Regions from separate parts of the Mus musculus genome. Here all the other regions are linked to region 3. A link is a loop called in an ENCODE intact Hi-C map of the cell type or tissue named here. Cell type or tissue: left cerebral cortex. All regions are shown on one strand.

Region 1 (8,000 bases), 110 kb after region 3:
TACCGTGACCATAATCACACACAGAAAACGCTCACTGTTCCCTCCCTACCATGGGCTGAATCCTGAGACCCAGCAGGCCAGATGGTGAAAGGAGGAAGCCCTATGGACCCCTGGGTCATCCATCAGAGAGCTTCGCCTCCCTACCTCAAGGAGTCCATTTTCTGGCAGAGTTCAGAGGCACTGACAGCTGCCCATGGGTAGCAGATGGGGTCCTGAATCTGGCTTTAATGTGGGGATCCAGACACCTTGGGTGGGCTTTACTTCCATGTAGGGCAGGGCGGTGAGGAGCCACAGGTTGCTGTATGAGGCTCCCAGGTATGGAGAAAGGTCTGGGCTATCCTTTCTGCAGCAGGAGCCCTACAGCCACAGCCTCTTCAATAATGTTCACGTCTCTTCTCAATACAAGAAACTTCTGTTCCACTGTTAGCTGGAAGCCTTTCCCCCGTACTTTTCAGGGAATTTAATTACCAAAGTTACAAAATATATACAAGTCAGTCTCTGAGTGACAACTAGGGAACAGACAAGTGTTCAACTTGATACAAGCTAGAATCATTTGTGAAGGGGACTCTCGGTTGAGGACATGCTTCTATAGGACTGGCTGGTCGTTAAGTCTGTAGTGCATCTTCTGAATTAATGATTGATGTGGGAGGGCCCAGCCCACTATGGGAGGTGTCGCTCCTGGGCTGCTAGTCTTGGGTAGTATAAGAAAGCAGGCTGATCATGCCATAGAGAGACAGCCTATAAGCAGCACTCCTTCATGGCCTCTGCACCAGCTCCTGCCTCCAGGTTTCTGCCTTGAGTTCCTGCCCTGGCATCTCTCAGGGATGTACTCTGACTTGAGAACTGTAAGATGAAATGATGCTTTAAGTCATGGTGCTTTATTATAATATTAATAATAAAAAAACCCAAGACACTAGTGACCCCAATTTAAAGCCAAAAACATTTCCACAATCAGTGTCCAACATGTAGCCTTCCGCTTCAGCACTTACAATGAAACTTATCCCTAGAAATGAAGTACCTCTTAGAGGTAAGGGCATATTGCTGAATGGAGGATGGGTGTGGAACACTGATATCAAAAGGTGGCTAAGAGGGTGATTCCATTCATAAAACAAATTACAGGCCCATATGAATGGAGATGGATTAGTTTGCTGGGGTCAGGGGTAGTGAGTGGATAGTGAGTACACTCAGTCAATGGTGGTGGGTACAGATGACCTTTGGGGTGACATATGGTTCTGCCTTTTTATGCAGCGGTAGTCACACACGTCAATGTATGTGAGAGTGGGTTGTTGAAATCATCTGTTCTTATTTATTGGCTGTTAGCAGCCATGTAAGTGCTGGGAATCAAGTCTGAGTCCTCTAGAAGGGCAGCCAGTGCTCTCAACTGCTGAGGGGGATCTTGTTTCTCAATCCTGTTAATTTCTGTCCTTTGATTAGGAAGTTGAGACCATTAATAGTTAGTTACTGAAAGGTGTGGTTGCTGTCTGTTCTCTTGATGATTTGGAGTTTGTTTTTAATTGTTCATTTGCTTAGTTACTGTCCTAGCCTGTGACTGAAACAAGGACATGACCACTCCACAGTGTGAGGTTGGAGGCTATGGATTTTATTCAGTCAGAGGCATCTGGAAGAGCACAGAGCAGGGAGTGACAGGAGCAGACTAAACATGGCCAGTGTGCTCAGAGGGCAGGTGGGGAGGGGGTGTTGAGAGAGAAAGACAGAGACAGAGACACAGAGGCAGAGAGACACAGAGACAGAGAGACACAAAGACAGAGACAGAGCGCAAAAGAGCAGAACGCTGAGAAGAGCAGAGAGAGTCAAAGAAACAAAAGGGAGAGTAGAGTTCTATAGGAACAAGGGAGGGGAAGGGAGGGGAAGGGAGGGGAAAGAAGAATCTTTTTTAAAAGATTTATTTATTTTATGTGTATGGGTATTTTGCCTGCATGCATACATATGTGTACCACATGCATACCTGGTGCCATGGACCCCCTGGAACTGAAGTTACAGACAATTGTGAACTGTCCTGAGGGTGCCAGGAATTGAACCTGTGTCCTCTAGAGGAGCATCCAGTGCTCTTAACCATTGAGCCATCTCTCCAGCCCTAGAAGAGATTTTTCTTTTCTTTTTTCTTTTCTTTTCTTTTCTTTCTTTTTTTCTTTCTTTCTCTTTCTTTTTTTGTGTGTGTGTGTGACTGAATTAAGATTTTTTAAACAATTTTTATTAGATATTTTCTTCATTTACATTTCAAATGCTATCCCAAAAGTCCCCTATACCCCCCCCCCCCGCTCCCCAACCCACCCACTCCTGCTTCTTGGCCCTGGAATTCTCCTAGAAGAGATTTTTCAACTCATGGTGAACAGAAACAAAAAGCCAAAGGTGATATTTTTAAAACAATAGGAATCAATTGTTTTGTGACTTCTTAAACGTATTATAAACATATATGTATATGTAAATACACACACAGAGACATATATGTGTCTATGGAACTGTCACTTGGATGAAACTAAACTTAAAAATCAATTCAGGGAAATTTTATGTAATTTATTTAACTGTAATTTTATGTATGTTTTTATTTGCATTTTTCAAATTAAACTATAATTACATCATTTCCCACTCTACTTCTTCTTTCTCCAAAGCCTCTCATGTGAAGGGAGAAATGAAAAGGGGGTGGATATAATTGGGGAGGGGAGTGTCTTAGTCAGGGTTTCTATTTCTGCACAAACATCAGGACCAAGAAGCAAGTTGGGGAGGAAAGGGTTTATTCAGCTTACACTTTCCACATTGCTGTTGATCACCAAAGGAAGTCAGGACTGGAACTCAAGCAGGTCAGGAAGCAGGAGCTGATGCAGAGGCCATGGAGGGATGTTCCTTACTGGCTTGCTTCCCCTGGCTTGCTCAGCCTGCTCTCTTATAGAACCAAGACCACCAGCCCAGAGATGGTCCCACCCACAAGGGTCCTTTCCCCCTTGATCACTAATTGAGAAAATGCCTTACAGCTGGATCTCATGGAGGCATTTCCCCAACTGAAGCTCATTTCTCTGTGGTAACTCCAGCTGTGTCAAGTTGACACAAAACTAGCCAGTCCAGGGAGCCAATACGGAAGGAAGGAGATAGAATAAATAACCCTAAGGATGTTTGAAAAAAGCCAGAAGGAATCATAGTATTTTTACATTCACTTAAAATTACATATAATACATGTATTTGTGTATATAACGTGCAGTTTTAATGGATCTATAAGACAATATTTCCCCCACGAGTCATATCCTATCTAACAATGACCCCAGTACCAATTTGAGAAACTACTCTGAGTTATTGGCCAAGGGTGTCCAAGAGACTCCCAAAACACCAGAATCCATTGCAGCTGCCTTTGGTTGCCTCCCAGAGGCTGAAGGTAAGTCCCCGTGGCTGAAGAACCATGCATTCAGACACAGGGCTTGGAGAAAACCAGCTAGATCTGCTCCAAAACGTCTTGCCTGAGGACCAGCTTTTGTAATTCCAGAAGGTGCTGTGCAAACTTCCAAGCAGAGCAGGACAAAGCTGACTCGTGACATTGGCACTGAGAATTAAATAAGGAAAAGTAAACTTGAGGGGAGGGAGCTGAGTGGGGTGCAGGGTATGCATGTGCTCTGGCTCTTCCCATCTTGGCTCTCTTGGTGTTCCTGCTCCAGCTCTCGGGTGCCTGTTACACCCTCGAGAGGTCTCCCATGCTTCTCTCGGCTGTGGACCACCCTCTGCGGGTCACTGCTGATGCTACTCGACACCTACAGGTGGTCCTTTAGTGATGAGTTTGCAAGTGTAGTTCCTGCCTCTGTGTGAACCTGCTCAAACCTGGGTCACCGATTTGGTTCCACCAGTGGGCATGCTTTCATAGGTCAGTCATGTCACAGAGGCTGGTCACATCTCTTATTGAGCCTTCAGGAATGTGGTTGCAAGGGCAGGCTTCTGTCTTGGTTTGTTGGGAGTGGATGATGTCTTGAGTCAATGCGTGCTCTTGATGTGGACACACCTATGTTTAATTACTGCACTGCCTCAGCCCCGTGGGAGTGGCAAAGCCTTCTCCCTGGGATGAGGTTCAGAGAGCAACGGCAAAGCCTCCCCTCTTGATTCAAGTCTGAATGCTGATAGCACGTGAGGGAAATGGACACCAAAGCTTTCTCTGCCTGGGACATTTATATCCTGAAGACTGCTCTCCCACAGAAGCTGCTCCTATGGAGATTAGGTAAACCTGCTCGACTCAGCTATGGCATGAATCCCGTGTCCTTGATTTAACTACATGAAACAACCCCCACCTTTCTGTTCAATGTATGTAGTAAGCATGCTGATTCTTCGGGGGAGCTGCGCTTCTCCATCAGAAGCCCAAGTCCACCTTATTCCAGCGTTTCTCTACATTCCTCTGTGTCTTCCCCGTCTCACGGTCCAGTCAGGTCAGTTCCTGGAGCCGTGCAAGGACGCGGCGGTGGTTCTCTGTGGAGCTGGGTTTATAGATGCTGCTCTCACCACCAAAGGTCAGCATGCTGGGTTTTGTCCAAGGCCTTGTCTGCATCTATAGGTCAGGATGCTGGGTTTTGTCCAAGGCCTTGTCTGCATCATCTATTGAGATGATTATGTGGTTTCCTAACCTTGAATCTGTGTCAGTCAAGGTTCTCTGGAGGAATAGAACTGGTAGAATGAATACGAAGGTATAAGTGCATGTGTGTGTGTGTGTACTAGATAATATATATGCATATGTATTATTTTTTAGAGTGGCTTACAGTCTGTGGTCTGGCTAGTCCAACAGTGGCTGTCTCCGAACAGAAAGGCCAAGTATCTAGTAGTTATTCAGTCTGTGAAGTTGGATGCCTCGGCTGGTCTTGAGTCTCTATTGAGATCCTAAAGAAGTAGACTCTACTACCGGCAAAGGCATGCCTCAGGGACAGGGTAGATGAATTTGCAGTGAGAGTGAGGGAAGCAGACCAAAAGCAAAAAGCTTCCGTCCTTCATCTCCTTTCATGTGAGCTTCCACCAGAAGGTGTGTCCCAGATTTAGGGTGGATCTAATTAAGAAAATGTCCCCACAGGCATGCCCAGAGGCTTGGTTGATTCCAGATGTAGTCAAGTTTTCAACACGAGGCCATTTATGTGATGAATTATATTTACTGATCTAGTTATGTTGAACATACCTGTATGTCTGAAATGAAACCATCATGATCTTTTTGATGTGTACTTGAATTAGGTTTGCAAATATTTTATTAAGGATGTTTGCACCTATATCCATATGGGGAGATCAGCCTACAACTCTTATTTGCCTGGGTAGCAGGACACTGAGGGCTTCATAAGAAAAATTTAGAAGTGTTCCTTTTCTATTTACAGAATAACCAGGGCATTGTGATCTTTTTTAATAGTCTGGTAGAATTTTGCACTCAGCTCTCAGATGACCTAAGTAGAGGAGGGAAGGCAAAGCCATATCAAAGACCCCCAATGATTTGACCAGTGAGAATGGCAAAGCCTACCCCAGTTAAGGCTCAGAGGCATAGCAAAGCTTTTCTCCGGTCCAAGTGTAAATATTCAGTGTGTACAGAAACTGTCAACTACAGCTTCCTCTTCCAATATGGTTACAACCTGAAACTGCTCTTCCATCTCCTCATTCAGCTGTGTACTACAACCCTATCCCTCGCCCTGCTGTTTACCATAACCCCACCCCTCGCCCTGCTGTTTACCATAACCCCACCCCTCTTCATCTGTTTACCATAACCCCACCCCTCTTCATCTGTTTACCATAACCCCACCCCTCTTCATCTGTTTACCATAACCCCACCCCACTTCATCTGTTTACCATAACCCCACCCCACTTCATCTGTTTACCATAACCCCACCCCTCGCCCTGCTGTTTACCATAACCCCACCCCTCTTCATCTGTTTACCATAACCCCACCCCTCGCCCTGCTGTTTACCATAACCCCACCCCTCGTCCAGCTGTCTAGCATAACCCCACCCCTCACCCAGCTTTTTACCATAACCCCACCTCTTCATTCATCTGTTTACTATAACCCCACCCCTCTTCATCTGTTTACCATAACCCCACCTATCACTCAGCTGTTTACCATAACCCCACTTTCTTGATTCAGAAATGTAAAATAAATGCTGTTTCTGGATTGCTGGTGTGTTAGTGGCCTCTGTAAGAGTGAGCACAGCACAGCACACAGCACATCCCAGCTTTTCCGTGTGTCTGTCCTTTCTTCATTCTCTTGCCCTACCTGATTAGGTCAGTCCCTGAGCCTAGGCAGAGAGTGGCAGAACTAGACTCTTTTTTATTTGGGGGATTTTTTTCTTCTACTTTATTGCTTGTTATGTCAGTTTTAATGATGTACTTCATATTGCTTTATTAGATCATTATCACCTAGAAATCCATGTTTCTTTTTATTTTCTAGTTTAGCTGGTGGCATGTGAAACTTTAAGGTATGTCTTTAAAAGTCTCTGTGTTTCCTTAATGTGTCCCTATTCATCTCTGATAGCATCAATTTGGGTATTTCTTTTATTTGCCAATCTCGTTTCTCTAAGAACCAATTATTTGCTTTTTTGATTCATTGTACCCTTTTCCATCCCTATTTCATTTATTTATACCCTGGTCTTCCTTTTTGCCAACCCTATTGCTCTGGGAAATGGTTCTTTCCAGTGCCTTAAGGTGCATCATGAGGGTTGGTTTGTTCGTTTTTTCAGACAGCGTTTCTCCTTGTAGCCCAAACTGTCCTGGAACTCAGACTTTCCGCATCTCTGGCTCCAGGGTGCTGGGATTAAAGGCACGCACCACTCACACCTGGCTTTTGTTTTGTTTTATGTAGATATTTAGTTATAAACTTGACTCCACCACTGCCTTCGCTGTATCCCAGATTTTCATAACTGTTCATTTTCTTTCAGATCTCAGGCTTTCATTTCTTCTTTGATGACTTACACACCATTGAATGGAATGTTGTTTACTCTCCACGAGTTTGTTATTTTCTGTAGTTGCTCTTGCTGTTTTAAGTCTTTACTCCGCTATGATCAGATCAGATGCAGGGCATTAATTTCCCTGCACTGAGGCTTGGTTTGTGACCTAATAAGTGATCAATTTTAGATGGTTCCTCGTGCTGGGGAGAGGGCAAATTCTTTGGTGGCTAGGTAGACTGTGCTGTAGATGTCTGTAAAGTCCATTTGATCTATAATCCCAACGTTTCTATATTGATTTTTTTCCCGTCATCTAGTAAGTGAGGTATTGTATTGCTGTTAGGATGAATTTGTGACTTTAAATATTACAGCATTTGTTTTTAGGAAACTGGGTGAGCCTGTGTTTGCTGAGTATGTATTTAATTTCCTCTTGATGGATTATTTCCTTGATCAGTATGAAGTATCTCCATCTCTTCTGACAAGTCTATTTTGTCAGAAATTGGAATAGCAATGCTGCCTGTTCCTGAGTCTGTTTGCATGGAATAGTTTTGTCCATCATTTTATCCTATAAGTGTGTTTATCTTTGATAGTGAGAAATGTTCCTTTGAAGCAAAAATTACAAAAAGATATTTTCTAATTCAAGGTTCTATTTCCTTCTCTCTTGAGAGCGCCCACATCATTTAATATCCCATGATTATGAAAGGTGTATGCTGATTCCTGTCATTTTGTTTGCTGATTTGTGGCATTTGGGTAGTTCTTAGCTCGCCCCTGCTAAGCATTATTTATTTTATTCTTCTTGTAGACTCTTGAGTATATTCATCTTTCTCTCCAGTCTTAGGTATTTCCTCCAGCATTTTCTGTAGGGATGAAGTGGCAGCCATGAATTCTGTAGCCCACTTTTATCATGGAAACTGCCATCCTCACTCCAACAGTTTTGCTGGGTGTGTCAGGCCATTACCAGTTGTGTTCTTTCAGAATCTGAAATGCACCACTCTCAATGTTTAGGTTGTTTTAGCCACCATTCTAAATACTTGGTTATTTTAAATAAGACTGGTGAACAGTCTGTAATTATTTAATAGTACCACTACTTGCCTGGCCCTCTAAAGT
Region 2 (8,000 bases), 90 kb after region 3:
CTTTAAGAACACATGGAGGCCAGGGAGCAGCTAGGGCCCACCAGGTGGTTAGCTTATGACCGTGAACAACCGGGGAGGAGACAAGCTGCCGACATCCGTGAGGACGTGGGCGTAGGCTAATGTGGAATCTATCCATGTCACACATGTCCCTCTTTTCTTTCCAGCTGTGTTGGCCAAAGACGGACATCAGATCATCCTGGAGCAGATAGAAGACTGGAATCTGGTGGAGCTTGTGGTAAATGAGGAGACGGTCTTTCAATGTGATATCCAAGAGCTGGAGTTTGGTAAGGCTGTGGAGCTCTCCCTAGCCCTTGGTCTTTGCTGAGCAGCCTTTGCCCTCTGTTTCTAGTGGAAATGGTCAGGGAGCCATGCCTAGAATCAAACTGGGGTTCTTTTTGCATTTCAAACTCACTTCAAGAGGCCTGGTCCCTGCAGCACATGAAAGACAGCGTGTGTGTGTGTGTGTGTGTGTTGGGGGATATACACTTGTGTGAGCACACACTCACACACACACCATATACACACAAACACATACTCACACATAACACACAATCACACACACAATATACACTCACACATAACACACAACACATACCATATACACACAAACACACATAATACACATTCACACACACCATGTACACACAAACACAATCACATATACCACACACTCACACATACCACACACACACACCATGTACACACAAACACAATCACATAAAACACACACTCACATATACCATATACACTCACACACACCACACACACACCATGTACATATACAAATGCACACACTACACACATATCCTAACACACACTCACACAAACACACACACACCACATATACCCTGACACAGAGAAACATACAAATACACATACACACACCAAACACACACACACACCCTGTCATACACACACCACCCATAAACAACACATCACACACCACACACACATACCACAAACATCCCCCCACACACACACACATCTGGTGCACTGTTGTGCTGCCTAACTTCTTCACCAAACACTGTAGACAGATGAGGAAAGAAAAGAAAGCTGAGCCCAGCCTTCAGATGTAATTGGAAGAAAATGCGGTTTTGTGTTTAGTTTCCATTTTTCACATTAGTAATGTATGTCTTATTATTTTCTTTCAACATGATTTTTGTTCTATTTGTTTACTTTATCTAGATTTCTGAGACAATTAGAGTCAGTATATTCACAGGATATGACATGATCAGCAATAGTCTGCACATTTCTTTGCCCTGGGACATTTATGGCCCTATAGACTGGCACCAAGTCTGCCTCCCCGTGCCTAAGAGCAAGAGCTTCAGGGCTCCACCAAAACTGCTAGAGGCTGCTTAACAGTTCACATGCCTGTAGCCTTCGGAAATACACTCCTAGTGAAAACCCAAGGTATACTTAATATTACATCAATTTGTATTTAAAACTGTCCAAAAAGTGTTATCTATTTTTCTAGGGGGTGATGGCAAACTAGACCCACTGTGTGAAGAGGCCAGGATCGCTGTGCTAAATGCCTTCTGATCTCGTGGAGCAGACAGAAGAACACCAGCTATGTCCTCCAGTCTACAGTACCTGCAAAAGGGGCTTAGGAGCCACATGGACGGTGGGCTCTACCAGTTAGGACATGGCGATGCCACCTGTCCACTAGTCTGTCCAGTCTGGAATTCTCATCTGGCTGCATAGGCACCCACAAAAATAATAAAAACTCCTCCCTGGCAGCGTCTCCCAGTCTTAGCCCATAGGGAGAGCCCTCCAATATCAGGTGCACTGGATCTGAAGGAAATAAGAAAATGCAATCTAATAACAGAGCTCCATCCCCTAATAAAGCACCATTGCCAGAAGCATTAGACATTGCATTCCGAAGCCTGCCAAGAACCAGGGGCAGGTGAAGTTAACGAGCTTCCAAGTAGGGGGTGGGAATGAGGGCTCTGAAAGTCTGGACCGAACCAGTGTAAATGCAGAATTCTGAAACCTGACCTTCTGTACGGGTTTATTTCTTGTTCTTACTGGAATACATTTTTAATTGCTAGTATAAAACTATGTGAAATCAAATCTTTACTTGTCCCCGCTGCAAACAAGAAAAGCATCTGCCGCCTTTTGTGTTAGCCAGTTTATCAGGATGCTCTAAAGGAGGCAGGAGGCAGTCTGGGGCAGACTGGAGTGGCTCTCGGGCTCTCTGGTGGAGAACAGAACCTCATGAAAAGGAGCTTTAGTGACAGGCAAGGTAAAAAAGGAATCAGTTGTGAAATGATGTGTGTTTGCTTTCCAAGTCCTATGCTCTGCGTGTGTGTAAGAATATGTATTAATTTATGTGTGTGTGTTGTGTATATATATCACTGTATGATGGTAACATGAGGCTGTTTGAAGAAGACCGTTCACCTTAGAGAAGATCCCAGTGGAAGTCAGGAGACTATGCAGAAAGAAGGCACTCTCATGCCCTGCAGAGAATTTATACCACCTTGGAGTCTGTCCTTCCCTTCATCCCAGGAAGCCTCAGGTCCCCTCGCATCCCCAAATTACGAAGCCCAATAGAGATTCCACGTGCTGACTTGGAGCCTTGGCCCAAGATTCATTTGTCAGAGTCAATCCAGATTACAACGCACTCAGAGAAATATTTAATCCTCCCCTTAGCAAGAAGAGCAGGCTCTGGGACAGTTCCCTTCCCATGCCTGTCGCTGGTTTTCACGGTTCCTTAGTCCTTAGTGAGAGGCCAGCTTCAGTTACAAAATACGTAGCACCTTTCTTTGCTTCAATATAGAATTTTAGAGGAATTATTTTCACTAAAGAACCATAGAAAGTACATCATAATGGCAGAGTAGAATTCAGCATCATTTTGATGTACTTCACGTTAGAATTTCTTCTGTTTAGCTCTAGATAGTCACAGAAATAAATGTAGATGGAACATGACTTTGCCTGGTCAGGGTCACAGTGTATTTTCTCCTTTTACCTTAGTGTCTTATATTGATCTTGTCCCCCTGTGGCTGAGCATTTACTAACTGTCCAAACACTGTGTCTAAATCAGGGGTGTTCCTCCTCCTTGCATGTGTGTAGAAGTTGCCTTTGTCCGTTTTGTGTTGTGGCTGTAACTCAGCCTCTGGCCCTAGGTAATGCATGAAGAGAAGAGGTTTACTTGGCTCATAATTCTGTGTCTAGAAAGTCTAAACCGTGTGATGTTGGTGTCTGGTGATGTATCATTACATGGCAGGTGATGCCCACTGTGAGAGGGACCACGAGACAGGGCCTCTAAGTTTGCTTTTACAATAACTCTTGAGACCTGTGAGGCCAGATTCAGTCCCCTCTACAAGAATCAGTCATGACTCTGCTACCTCCTATTAGGTCCTGCCTCTCAGGGATTCCACCATTACACGGCAGGCCAAACTTCCAGGACACAAACCTGAAAAGAAAAACCTATTCCAAACCATAGAAAAAAACACTTTCACATAAACATTTATAATAAATGTAAGAGTCAGTGAGACCACTCAGTGGATAAAAGGAGCTTGAGGCCAAGTCTAGAGATCTGAGTTTGATCCAGGGCTCACATGGTAAGAGGACAAAGCCAACTCTTTGTTGTTGTTGTTGTTGTTGTTGTTGTTTTTCGAGACAGAATTTCTCTGTGTAGCCCTGGCTGTCCTGGAACTCACTCTGTAGACCAGGCTGGCCTTGAACTCAGAAATCCACCTGCCTCTGCCTCCCAAATGCTGGGATTAAAGGCCACCACTGCCCAGTCTCAGAGCCAACTCTTACAATTGTCCTTATACACACACACACACACACACACACACACAGAGAGAGAGAGAGACAGAGAGAGAGACAGAGAGAGACAGAGACAGAGAGGGAGGGAGGGAGGGAGGGAGGGAGGGAGGGAGGGAGGGAGGGAGGAAGGGAGGGAGGGAGAGAGGGAGAGAAACTAAATAAATATACTTAAGGCTGGCACAGTAGCCATCTAGCCACATGGCCTAACTCTCTTTGGAAATGACTGACCATGCCTTCCATCTCCTTGAAGACACTTCCCCATGGGGAACCAGGACCTGCCCGCTCCCTGTGGAGACAGACATGCTCTGTGCCTCAGTGAGCCAGACATCCAGGTGCCTTTTAATACTTTTAAAACACCAATTAATTAATCACATCTCAAACTTAGAAGATGACAAATCAAGGCCCTGTTAGTGGCCCCACATAAAGAAAGCAAGCGTCCTTTTTAGAATAAAATCAAAGGCATGGTTCTGTCTCAGCAGTTTTAAAATGAAATTTAGAGTTTCTAAGCTTTTTCATTTAAAAAATGTTAATGACTAGATTTGGGGGTGAAGGGGCTTTCCAGGACTTCCAGGACTGCTGTTAGAGGCCCTGCTAACCACACCTATTTTCTCTTATTAGTTCTATCCTTGAAATCTGTGACCAACAATCCTGTGACTTCGCCATATATGGGAGACCATCAGCTCCTGAGTCAGTGACAAAAACATTTCAGTAGTGTGACCGACAGAAGACTGGGAAGAGACCCTTGTACCCTCTGAGGCTTAATTCTTCCTTGGACACATCTCCCAGAGTAACCCCGGGAAGTGATACCCAAATGATTCTCCTTAGACACTAACGTCCAGCTGCTGCCTTTGTGGTTGGTTCAGTGTTTCTGGAAGGCAACTCACAGTTGATAGCACGCATGCTCCCTGAGGGGGCCAAGTTTTCAGGAAGAGCACACCAGCCAGCCAGATCCAGGGGAAAGACAAGAAAATGCTGACACGGGTGTCTGATGGGGCACAGAGGGATAACCTTCCTGAATTGAACATTTAAAGGGAAAACAGCATAAAATGGTGGTGTAGCCAGGTGCTCTCAGCTTGGCTGGGAACAAGTGTCTCGAGTCACAGGAAACAGATCAGGGGCCTTCTCCATGTAAGCTCACACTCTGGAGCTACAAAGCCTGGGTGACAGTAGCCGGACAGAGCCAAGCTCATCTGAGACAATAGGCCAAACAGCCCAGCAACCTGTGAGGGTGGAGAGAGAGGTATGTCCAGGCTCTGGGTACAGTCACTCAGTTCCAATGTCACTCTTGCTTTCCGGGAGGAAACAGGTCTGGGGCTATGAATCTTCTGGGTCTTTCCAGAAAGGCTACAAGTCTGGCTTTCTATTTTATTTCTCTTCCTTTTTTTTTTTTTTTTTTCTGGTACTGAGGATTGAACCTAGGACCACCCACATGTCTGGCAAGAGTTTTAGCACTGAGTCATATCTATAAAGCCTTATAAAAAACAAAACAAAAACAAAACAAAACAATAAAAAAAACCCACAATGCTGTTTGAAAAGCAAGCACGCCCATGGCCATCAGTAGTTTGCGCAAGGCTGCAGCAGGTGTGCCTTTGGTCTGGGCATCATTGTCCTTCCCCATAAATTCCAGGGCCTCTCTTCCCAGGATCCCCTTGGCAGCTCTATCTACAGTGGGGCTGTATGTAAACTACTCTGTTCCAGTGAAACCTTTGACCCAATCATTTACCTATGCAAAGAAACAGCAGACAGCTTTCTGAAATGACACTAGAGAGGCTGAATTCTCTCTCTCTCTCTCTCTCACACACACACACACACACACACACACACACACCCCTCCAGATGCAGAAGTGCCTCTTGAGAGATACTGGACTGCATGCATCTGCATGGTCAGAGACCTTTGTGAAAATGATGCTCCCACTTGAGTGGCCCTTCAGAGGAGGTCAAGAGCAGACACCCAGAAGTTGAAAAAGAAAGCTGAGATACACCAGTTAACAAGCTAGCAGGAACCGGACCAGACTGTACCAGTGATATTCCCATCATACAATACTAAGCTTCTGGCTGCCCGGAAGGCACTGATATTTTGGTCTCCTGTAGGCAGTCTAAGCCCCTTTTTTACCTGATGGTTGTAGGGTCTGGGATGGGATTGAAGAACCTGCTTTTGTGACGAGTGTTTCAGCTGATATAGATAGAACGTAGACTATCCACATTCTGAGAGAGTTAGCATCAGACATGGGGAAGACCATGTGCTGTAGTTAGAGGTGGGCATGTCAGCATGTGCACACGTGCAGACAGACAGACAGACAGACAGACAGAAACACACAAGGGAAACAGTTGCTTCTATCATCCTAGGAAAAGTGGAAAGGAGAGGGGAGGGGTTGGAAAGCAGACAGGAAGGAAGGGAGGAAAGAGGACCACATATCTTGGCACTATGTCTAGGTTAAATTTACCATAAAGTTAACCACTAGCACCTGCCACTAATGACCAGTTTCAATCATGTTGCTTAGATGTTCCCTCAACAGGCTGCTAACCTTGATGGCTCTTCTAGAGCACAAAGGCAGAAAAAAGAGATTTTTCATTGCGGAGCTTGTCATGTAGAGAAGTAAGGGAGGCCACCAAGCAAGCCCCATAATACTCAGAATGTGATGCCACAGGCCAGAAGTGTCTGCCAGGTTGTACCTGGCACTACAGGGATGGAGTGGGGGAAGGGAAGGCCGACTCAGAGGCTGTGTGACAGGTGACCGGAGACCTAAAGACTGTACAAGTTCTGTTGGCCAAAAAGCACAGTGTGGGAATTCCAGGAAGAAACAGAGAGAGAACAGGGAAAGGAACCATGAGAAACATAGGGTATCCTGTTAGTGTGTGTGGTTTGAGTGAGGATGGCCCCATAGGCTCATATGTTTAAATGCTTAGTCCCCAGTTGGTTGGTGACTGTTTAGGAAGGTTTAACAGGTGTGGCCTTCTTGGAGGGGGTGCGTCACTGAAGTGTGCTTTTAGGTTGCAAAAGTCCATGTTATAGCAGTTGACTCCCTCTTTGCCTCTGTCTTAGTTAGAGTTTCACTACTGTGAATAGACACCAATACCAAGGCAACTTTTATAAGGACAACATTTAATTGGAGTCGACTTACAGGTTTGGAGGTTCAGTCCATTGTCATCAAGGCAGGAACATGGCAGAATCCAGACAGGTATGGTCCAGGAGGAGCTGAGGGTTCTACATCTTTATCTGAAGGTTGCTAGCAGAATACCGGCTTCCAGGCAGCTAGGATGAGGGTCTTAATCCTCTCCTCTCTCTCTCCTCCCCCCCCTTGTCCCCGTCCCCGTCCCTCTCCCTCTCTCCCTCCCTCCCTTCTCTATGCCTTGTGCTTGTGGATCAGACATGAGCTCCCAACTGCTCCTCTAGTACCACATCTGTCTGTCTGCTGTTGTACTCCCTACCGTGACGGTCACGAACTCTAACTGGAGCCATGAGCCCCAGATTAAATGTTTTCTTTTATAAGTTGTCTTGATTGTGCTGTTCAGTCATGGCAATATTAAAGTAACTAAGATAGTATGTATATAGACTAAAAGGTAGGCCAGTGGTAGGATTTAAATGTCATTAAAAAAAAAGCCATAATGCATCTGGGACTCAGTTCAAAGTACAGTAGTCAGAGCAGCTTGGAAGTCTAATGCAAAGCCCATAGAGAAAGGGACATGATGCAGAATTTGAAACTGGTTCTCATTAGCTTTCTCTGTTCATCATGTGACCACATCAGTATTAGGGCTTAGCCAGCTGCTCATCCGCTATCCCAGTGCCATCCTAGTCTCCTTTAAGACCTCAGATGAAAGAGTTACATACTGAATACATCCTAGGGAAGGTCTCAGCCTGGCTCCCTTCCTCAGGAATCACAGCTCCCCAGCCTCCGTTCACTGGAACACAGGGATCTACTGCTCTTTATCCAAAGCAAAAGGCTTATAAATGAAAATGTGCATTTTAATACACAGATACTGTGGAAAGATGAACAATTTTCAAGTACACCACCCAGATTCTGGGGTTTTTCCTGGCTTGGGGTTTGTGTGAAAGATCAGCAATAAAACCCGCAGTTTGATCAGAAGTATCTTCCTGCAAGGTAGAAGAACAAGCCCCCCCCCCCCCAAGCCAGACTGACTCTGGACAGGAGTGTCAAGGACCGTGGGCACCATGGCTCTAGGGGACCTTACTGCCTGGCTCACCTCCAGCAGGTTTCATGGGCTCTGGT
Region 3 (8,000 bases):
CTGTGACCCCTGTATCCTTCAGATGTAAAAGCTCTGCCTTCTTATTTGGGAGCTAAAGACCTGGAAGAATCCAGCCCATTGCCTTCCTCACTCCAGTTTTTATGCCTCTTGCCCTTACCCTGCCAAGGTGTGCCACACTGCAGATGGAGTGATAGAGGCATAATGAAACACAAAGAAAAGGGAGGTGGCATGAAGACCATGAAGCAGGTCTTAACAGCCTGGAACCAGATGTGCCAGGGCATAAGAACAACTTCCCTGTGGGGGGTGTGATGGGGGCAGATAGCATCTTTGCTGTACCAGGATTGAGGAAGGATGAAGTAAGAGTATACCCATGGCCCTGGCACAGAACAAGTGAGTCCGCATCTTGTCATAGAGGAATGGAGGAGGCGAGAGTTGGGTGTGAGTCCCAAAATGAACTGGCTTCATTCTCAGGAACAGCTAAGGATTATTATGTGGGCTGGAGAGCCAAGAGACGAGGTCTGCAGCTTGCTAGGACTGGGAAGTTTATTTTTTGGAAGATTCTACTGTCTGTTAACCACTAGAGAGAAAACTGCTGCCTCCCGTGTCATCCTGCCTCCTGATTTTACTCAGACGGCGCGACAATATATGAATAAATAATCGTTACCATGTAGGGTGTGGAATACCTCTTTAAAAACCATCAGTGTAGCTTTTGTAGAAAAGTCAGAGGAACCCAGAGTATTCTTAAACTAGAGTGTCTGGAGAGCCAAGCAGGTGACAGAGTACATGGAGCAAGCTGAGGGAAAGCGAGTCTCTGGAGTATGTGCTATGAACAAAGGCAGTGGGATAATATTTAAAGTCGTTTTGCTGCACTTTCAGCAGTGTGAATTTTGGTAACCTCTTGATGAACAGAGGCCAAGTGGGCCAGAGGTAGGGCAACTGTGACTTGCCCAACATTATCCAGAGCCACAGCTGTCCTCATATTTAGGCTTCTTCCCTCATTTTAAGGGCAGCTGGGCCATCACAGGGCATGTGACTGGGCAGCTCTCTACTTAGGTGAGTCTCCTCCTTTCAGGAGTACCTGTGTACGGGGTTGAGAGGTTGGGCTAGACCACTTGAGTGCTGCCTTCTCTCCCTGACTCTGGTCTCTGTCACATCATCTTGCAGCTGGCATAAGAAGAGAAGCCAACTTTCCAGCTCTTTCTGTATCTTCTACCAGCTCGGACAGAGACCAGGCTCACAATGCCTTCCCACTCGAGGGATAAGCCAGAGAGTCAGGATGGCCCTGGTGTCTGTCTGCTCTTCACAAGACCCTCCACTGTGACATGAACACAGGGCAGAGCATGTCACAGCAACAATGGCAAATACTGATGCTTCTCATCATGCGTGTACCACACCCTAAGCTGTAGGTACTCCATTTTACAGATAAATAAAGGGACAGTGGGGGCAGAAGGAGAAACAACGTCTCCCTTGGCACTGTTATCTAGTAAGTGGTAGCTCTGGAAGCCATCCTATTTGTCTGCCTCTGGAGCCCAGATCACGATGTCTCCTTCCCGGGTGGGAAGCCCAGTGGAAGAAGCTAAATCCGAGGCTAGCTTGGGATCTGAAGGCTCCTGTGATTCCGCAAGACAGGGAAAGTCCAATCTCAACGTCACCACCACCTCCAATCTCAGCTGACTGGCATCCTCTCTCCTTCCAGTCTGTGGACTGGAACTCGGGCCTCACGTGCCATCTAGGGTCAAAACTCTTCTGAGGACACACTGGGCCCAACGCATAGGCTGATCTGTTCAGCCTGTCGCCTGCAAATCAGGACGCTCAGCGTGTGCAGCCCTCCCGGAAGGAAGGTGAGCCTTCCTAAGCCTCTACTGACAGCAAAGCTGCAGAGGCCCTGCTGCGTGAGACCCAGAAGCTTCCACGCCACTTGTGAGCCCCACTCAAGACTTGGAGGCGGCCGGGGTGGGGGTGGGGTGAGGAAATGCAGAAAAGTGGGCGGAGGCTCTCAAGAGCAGAGGGAGGGTAAGGTCTGGAGAGAAGAGGGCCAGGGAGGAGTTAGAAAGAGGAGTGGGAGAGTAGAAAGGAAGGGAAAATAGGCGGAGCTGGGGGGGGGGGGGGGAGAGACCCGCGCCCGGAAAGCCGAAAAGGAGAGGCCAGGTAGGGGGAGGTCAAAAAGTGTTAGTTTTGACTTCCAGGACCCTGGGTGCAAAGAACGACTCCTCCTCTCAATACTCAAACCCTTAAAGACTGGAATTAGCTGCTAAGACTTTCTGCCTAAGGGCAGGTGGGTCGGAACCAGACCCTGAAGGCTCTGTACCTTCCCCCTCCCTTCCCGGAGGAGGGGATGAGACGGGCTGGGGGCGGGATTGAGGAAGGGGGTTGCTTGCGCTGTGCCTCTGGGTCCCGGCTGCGTGTTCCAGCTGCGAGAACAGATGGAGGCAGCGCGGCTCACCTCGGGGGCTCCGTGCCCGCTGTGCGCCGAAGTCCAGGCTGAGGAGGAGGTCTAGAGCCCCCGGCTCTCCCGTCTCCCACCAGGCTGCGGGGAACCGGCTGCCGCACCCCTCCTCCCAATTGGGGGAACCTCACCCCTATAGGTCCCAGAACTGGGGGAAACATAGGGCCGGTTCCTTCCACTGCTCACCCATCCCCAGGGGCTTGTCTAGGACTACAGCTCGCCAAGATCCCCTTCCCCTTGCTCCCAACCTGGAAACATCTCGGAAGCGGACCCCTGCCCGGACGCGCCCCGCCCCCGGCCCCCGGCCCCCGCCCCGACGACGTCCTATTAGCATGAGCGACGCCAGTGGCCCGGGCACCACTCGGGGGCCGAGACTCACCGCGTCATAGCCCCAAGTGGAGGGAGAAAAAAAAAAAAAAAGAGAGGCGGCGGTGGAGGAAGAGGCAAGAGCGGACGCGCGGGGAGGGCTGGAGAGACGGCGGGCGGCGGCAGCATGCCCCTGGGCGGGTGCACACGGCCTCTCTGCGCGGCAGGGGCTGCTCCTGCTCTCTCTGGGCACCGCGCGTCCAGTCTCCCGCCTCAGCCCCTCGGCTTGCCGGCCTCCGCGGTTGCATCCGAAACAGCGGCAACTGGTCCCTGGAGCATCTAAGAGCAGCGGCGCCGCGCGGGACAATCCTTGATTTTTTTTTTTTTTTCTCCTGAGCTCGGGGATATGAACCCCACAGCCACCTGAAGCACAGGGGGCGCTACGCGGCTAGGACCGCGCCCCCGAAGTACCGTACCCTAGCCTCTGCACTGCGGGACGCCGACACCCGACTCCGGTGGAGGCATCTTAGGAAGAGCAGCGGGTAGGGGCATGGAACCCACCGCGCCAACCGGTCAGGCCCGGGCGGCGGCCACCAAGCTGTCGGAAGCAGTGGGAGCCGCGCTACAAGAGCCCCAGAGGCAGCGGCGCCTGGTGCTGGTCATCGTGTGCGTTGCACTGTTACTGGACAACATGTTGTACATGGTCATCGTGCCCATTGTTCCCGACTATATCGCTCACATGCGCGGGGGCAGCGAGAGCCCTACCCTGATCTCTGAGGTGTGGGAACCCACCCTGCCGCCGCCCACTCTGGCTAATGCCAGCGCCTACTTGGCCAACACCTCGGCGTCCCCGACGGCTGCCGGGTCGGCTCGGTCAATCCTGCGGCCTCGCTACCCCACAGAAAGTGAAGATGTGAAGATAGGCGTGCTATTTGCCTCCAAGGCCATCCTGCAGCTTCTGGTGAACCCCTTAAGCGGGCCTTTCATTGATCGCATGAGCTACGACGTGCCGCTGCTTATTGGCCTGGGCGTCATGTTCGCCTCCACAGTCATGTTTGCCTTTGCAGAAGACTATGCCACGCTCTTCGCTGCGCGCAGTCTACAAGGCCTGGGCTCAGCCTTCGCGGACACGTCTGGCATTGCCATGATCGCCGACAAGTATCCCGAGGAGCCTGAGCGCAGTCGTGCTCTGGGCGTGGCGCTAGCCTTCATCAGCTTTGGAAGCCTAGTGGCGCCACCGTTTGGGGGCATCCTCTACGAGTTCGCGGGCAAGCGTGTACCCTTTCTAGTGCTCGCCGCCGTGTCGCTCTTCGACGCACTCCTACTCCTGGCGGTGGCTAAGCCTTTCTCAGCTGCGGCTCGGGCGCGGGCCAACCTGCCCGTGGGCACACCTATCCATCGCCTCATGCTAGACCCTTACATCGCTGTTGTAGCCGGAGCGCTCACAACTTGTAACATTCCCCTTGCGTTTCTCGAGCCCACCATAGCCACGTGGATGAAGCACACAATGGCGGCATCCGAGTGGGAGATGGGCATGGTTTGGCTGCCGGCTTTCGTGCCACACGTGTTAGGCGTCTATCTCACCGTGCGTCTAGCGGCGCGCTATCCACACCTGCAGTGGCTGTATGGCGCTCTCGGGCTAGCGGTAATCGGAGTGAGCTCTTGCGTCGTACCTGCCTGCCGATCCTTCGCGCCCTTAGTGGTCTCGCTCTGCGGCCTCTGCTTCGGCATCGCGTTGGTGGACACGGCGCTCCTACCCACGCTCGCCTTTCTGGTGGACGTGCGCCACGTATCAGTCTATGGCAGTGTCTATGCCATAGCTGACATCTCCTATTCTGTGGCCTACGCTCTCGGGCCCATAGTAGCAGGCCATATCGTTCACTCACTTGGCTTTGAGCAGCTCAGCCTTGGCATGGGCCTGGCCAACCTGCTCTACGCACCGGTCCTATTGCTCTTGCGTAATGTGGGCCTCCTTACACGCTCGCGTTCCGAGCGCGATGTGCTGCTTGATGAACCGCCGCAGGGTCTGTACGACGCGATGCGCCTGCGTGAGGTGCAGGGCAAGGACGGCGGTGAACCTTGTAGCCCGCCTGGCCCTTTTGATGGCTGTGAGGACGACTACAACTACTACTCCCGCAGCTAGCAGACCCGCTTCTCCTCCAGGCCACCTACCCTCCCCATTTAGGTCAAGATGGTCATTCTTCAAGAGCGCTGGCCAACTTTGGCTTGGGGCCCACCTCCTCTAATGAGTACCCTAGCCCGTCCCCCGCCCTGAATTCCTTTGCTGGAATCCCTTCTCCGTGACCCCTCCCAGTCTAACCCCCTCTCCAAACACACTCGTATTCATTGAGGGAATGGATCAGGGAGGCATTGGGCTCTTGGCAGAGGTGTACCGGTGATCACCAACCACCTACTGAGAGCCCCCAAGTACAGTCATGCATCTGTTTGTCCTTCCTGCGGATCTTTCCAGTGCCAAACTTGGTCTACTACACCCTGGTGCCTCCGGCCTGAATTAATAAACCATATCTGTCTGAGGAGGCCAAGTCTCTTTACTGATGAGGGGTGGGCAGTGTGACACAAAACCTAAGCACACTGGGGTTCACATGTTCAATGCAGACCTGAGGAGGGGTGGAAGCTCTGAAGATCCTTTACTGCCTGGGAAAAGGAAACAACCCCAATCCCCCCCCCCCCCCACACACACACACACACGATAGTCTCTCCTTTCCAAGCCCAGTGTAGCACCTGGAGGTTCCACCCGAGGGAACCTGAGGATCTGCCTGGCCTCGGAGGACAGCTGGCACCAAGGGCTTTCCCACACAGTGGGACCTCGCCTCATCTTGTCAAGAGAGGAGCACAAGGGAGCTGGTTTCTGCAGAGAAGAGGAGGTAGTCCCCATTTTATAGGGTCTCGGCCTGGTGACAGTGTTCATTAAGGATCCAGGCTCTATCATCTGAGGAATGAGAAAACAGTTACCCATGGATCTGCCTTTTCTCAGTCATGAAAGTTGGAATGGAAAACGGAAGGAAGATTGATGTAGGAACTGATGCTAATCCCTAGTCCACCCTGTCCTGAATATAAGTGGCCGCTCAGGGTTATCCGGGGTGGGGGTGAGGGTGGGGGCTCCCGCCCTTGATTTCCTACCATGGAGGCCCAGGCTGAAGGCAGTACACTCATTCCTGAATCCTGATGCCTGCACATGGGACTCTTTGATTTCAGGGTGAAGAGGCAGTTGGGGTAGGGTAACCTGTGTATGCAGGGGGAAGGTCTGCAGTTGGTGTGTGTGTGTGTCCTTGTCTGAGTCTTCTTGTGTAAGAGGGGCTTGTGTCTGTCTCTCTGTGTGTCTGTCTGTCCTTGTTTGAGTCTTTTTGTGTGAGAGGTGTGGTGGTAGGGGGAGTACTTGTCTGTCTGCCTGCCTGTCTGCCTGTCTATCCTTGACTGAGTCTGTTTGTGTAAGATGGGAGAGTACTTTGCCTGGGAGGAGTGTCTGTGGGCCTCTGGTTGAGGCTTTAAACAACTCCCACTTACCATCAGAGTGGACCAAGTCTGTGGTCTCTTGTCTGCTCCTCCCTTCCCAAAGAACCTGCAGGAATTGGATGGTAAAAGAAAACAAGGGAGGTCTTACTGTGGCCAACCAACTCCTTAATTTTTAATATTTTAAAGGGGTGCAGTAAGATTTCAGCCTTGTGAGGAGGGGCAAAATTTCTTCTGACTCAAGCACTCCCCAGGGTTCTGCATAAGCAGCTGCCCAGGAGCCGGTGCGGATGGGGGAGTATGGGGACTGGGGTGGGGGGCAGGCTGGGGTGGGGCGGTGGGGAGGCAATGTTCTGTGCCCCTTTCCAAGGCCTAAGTCTGATGCCAGTGCAGGAACTCATCCGGGAAGCTGTCCTAGACAGGTTTTGAGGGCAGAAAACAGGGAAACGCAGGGCAGAGTGTGGGGTAGGGGGAGCAGTGGACTGTGAGGAAGAGAGGCAGGGAAGGAAAAGGGGGAGGGAAAAAAGAGAAGAGGGGGAGGGAGGAGGGAGGGGAGGGAGTCGAGAGAGGTGTGGCTGGTTTGCTTGCAGTCAGTCAGTCGGGGCGGCTGCTGGGATCTGGCAACTTCGTCGGAGGCTCTGCTACAGAACCTAGGTGGCGGGCCCAACCTCTGGTACTGCTGCCACCCCCTCCCTGGCCCTTCTGGCTCACGCAGCCGCCTCCAGCCCTGCTTGGTGTGGAACAGTGCCGGTTCGGTGCGTAACAGCCCAGGAGAGCAGGTGAGAAGGGCTGGGCAGCAGTGCGCTGGCGCTGAAGAGCCCGCGGACCCAGGCGTTGTCCCTGGGGGCTGGGGGGGGGGGGGAGGGTGGCGGGGGGAGGTGTCCTTCTCCGGAGGAGCTGTCCACCGAGGGACAGCTTCCCAGGCCCAGAGATTCCGGGACGCTCAGAGTCTACAGCGTTCCAGGCACCAGTAGTCGTCGGGGTACATCTAGGAGACTGCAGGGATTCTGGGCTGGGAGGGCTTGATTATCAGGGCTTGGGACTTCCCTTATCTTTTCCCATCTTTACTTTTACTTTGCCTGACATCTGCCAATCCCAAGGTCTGTGGTTTTGTCGTGTTGTACCGGGGGCGTTAGTAATATCGCTGGGCCTCAGTTTCCTCCAGCCATTCTTGAGAAGGTGGGGAGTGCTGGCGTTAAGTGCCACATCTGCGAGAGAGTGACAGCACTGAGAGCCTGGGAAACCAGAACAGACTGGTGTTGGACCTTCAGGGCAGAGCAGAGGACCCCCAAGTGCCCCCACAAGCCAGGCCAATAGAAGCAGAAATGGGAGAGTACCAAACCGCAGAAAGACAAATACATTCAAATTCTCTAAGCCTGGATCAAGAGGCTTAGGAGGAAGGAGCTGGGGTGTGTGGGGACAGTGGAATACCGATCAGGATGTCAGATGGCAGGGTCCACTCTCCTCTCCGTTAAGGGCTGGCTAGTGTTTTTCCCTTCCCACTTCTGAGATGGCCCAAAAGGAGAATTAGGTGCATAATCGGTACAGCCTTCATTAACTTGACCTTGCCTTGGTTGACCTCACAAAGTAATCAACAGAACACCCACATACTCATCCTGCCATTTCTAGGTACAGTGGTCTCTAGGACTATTGTGCTGGGAGTGCACTGTACACGGCCTTTCTATCCTCTCTGTTCAGTGGGACCAGGCATGCACCAACTCTTCTAGTCTTAGGTCTGCTTCTTCCTCCTTTCTGGATGGTCTCTCCCCCGAACCAAGTGAGCCTTATGCCAGCACCTGGCTGCTGCTGCTGCTGC

The links. Hi-C counts contacts between places; a loop is a spot of excess contacts. Peaks named below come from ENCODE experiments on the same cell type or tissue, not always from the same donor. Only the 100,000 strongest peaks of a DNase experiment are listed, where the experiment ranks them.
Region 1: it touches region 3 in a loop (2.2-fold over the local background); 3 of 42 quality-filtered maps call a loop at or near these places.
Region 2: a loop joins it to region 3, with 2.2 times the contacts of the local background. A loop is called at or near these places in 4 of 42 quality-filtered maps.

What each region holds. Positions count from the first base shown.
Region 1 is chr14:32,349,347-32,357,346 of GRCm38, reverse strand. It overlaps Gm52134 (a long non-coding RNA gene), which reads left to right and starts at 4,070. Exons shown (of 3, transcript XR_003951182.1): 1 at 4,070-4,213; 2 at 4,305-4,418; 3 at 6,401-6,619. In left cerebral cortex, no CTCF peak of the experiment used is centred here; no DNase peak of the experiment used is centred here.
Region 2 is chr14:32,370,136-32,378,135 of GRCm38, reverse strand. 1700024G13Rik (RIKEN cDNA 1700024G13 gene) reads left to right here. Exons shown (of 3, transcript NM_001034037.1): 2 at 165-284; 3 at 1,475-1,634. The coding sequence ends at 1,539. Among named protein-coding and RNA genes, the nearest start is that of 1700024G13Rik, 14 kb to the left of the region's middle. In left cerebral cortex, no CTCF peak of the experiment used is centred here; no DNase peak of the experiment used is centred here.
Region 3 is chr14:32,459,688-32,467,687 of GRCm38, reverse strand. Chat (choline acetyltransferase) reads left to right here and starts at 1,779. Exons shown (of 16, transcript NM_009891.2): 1 at 1,779-1,881; 2 at 6,775-6,963. It overlaps Slc18a3 (solute carrier family 18 (vesicular monoamine), member 3), which reads left to right and starts at 2,838. Exons shown (of 1, transcript NM_021712.3): 1 at 2,838-5,251. The coding sequence starts at 3,264. The coding sequence ends at 4,856. In left cerebral cortex, a CTCF peak has its summit at 4,015; no DNase peak of the experiment used is centred here; H3K4me3 peaks cover 300 bases.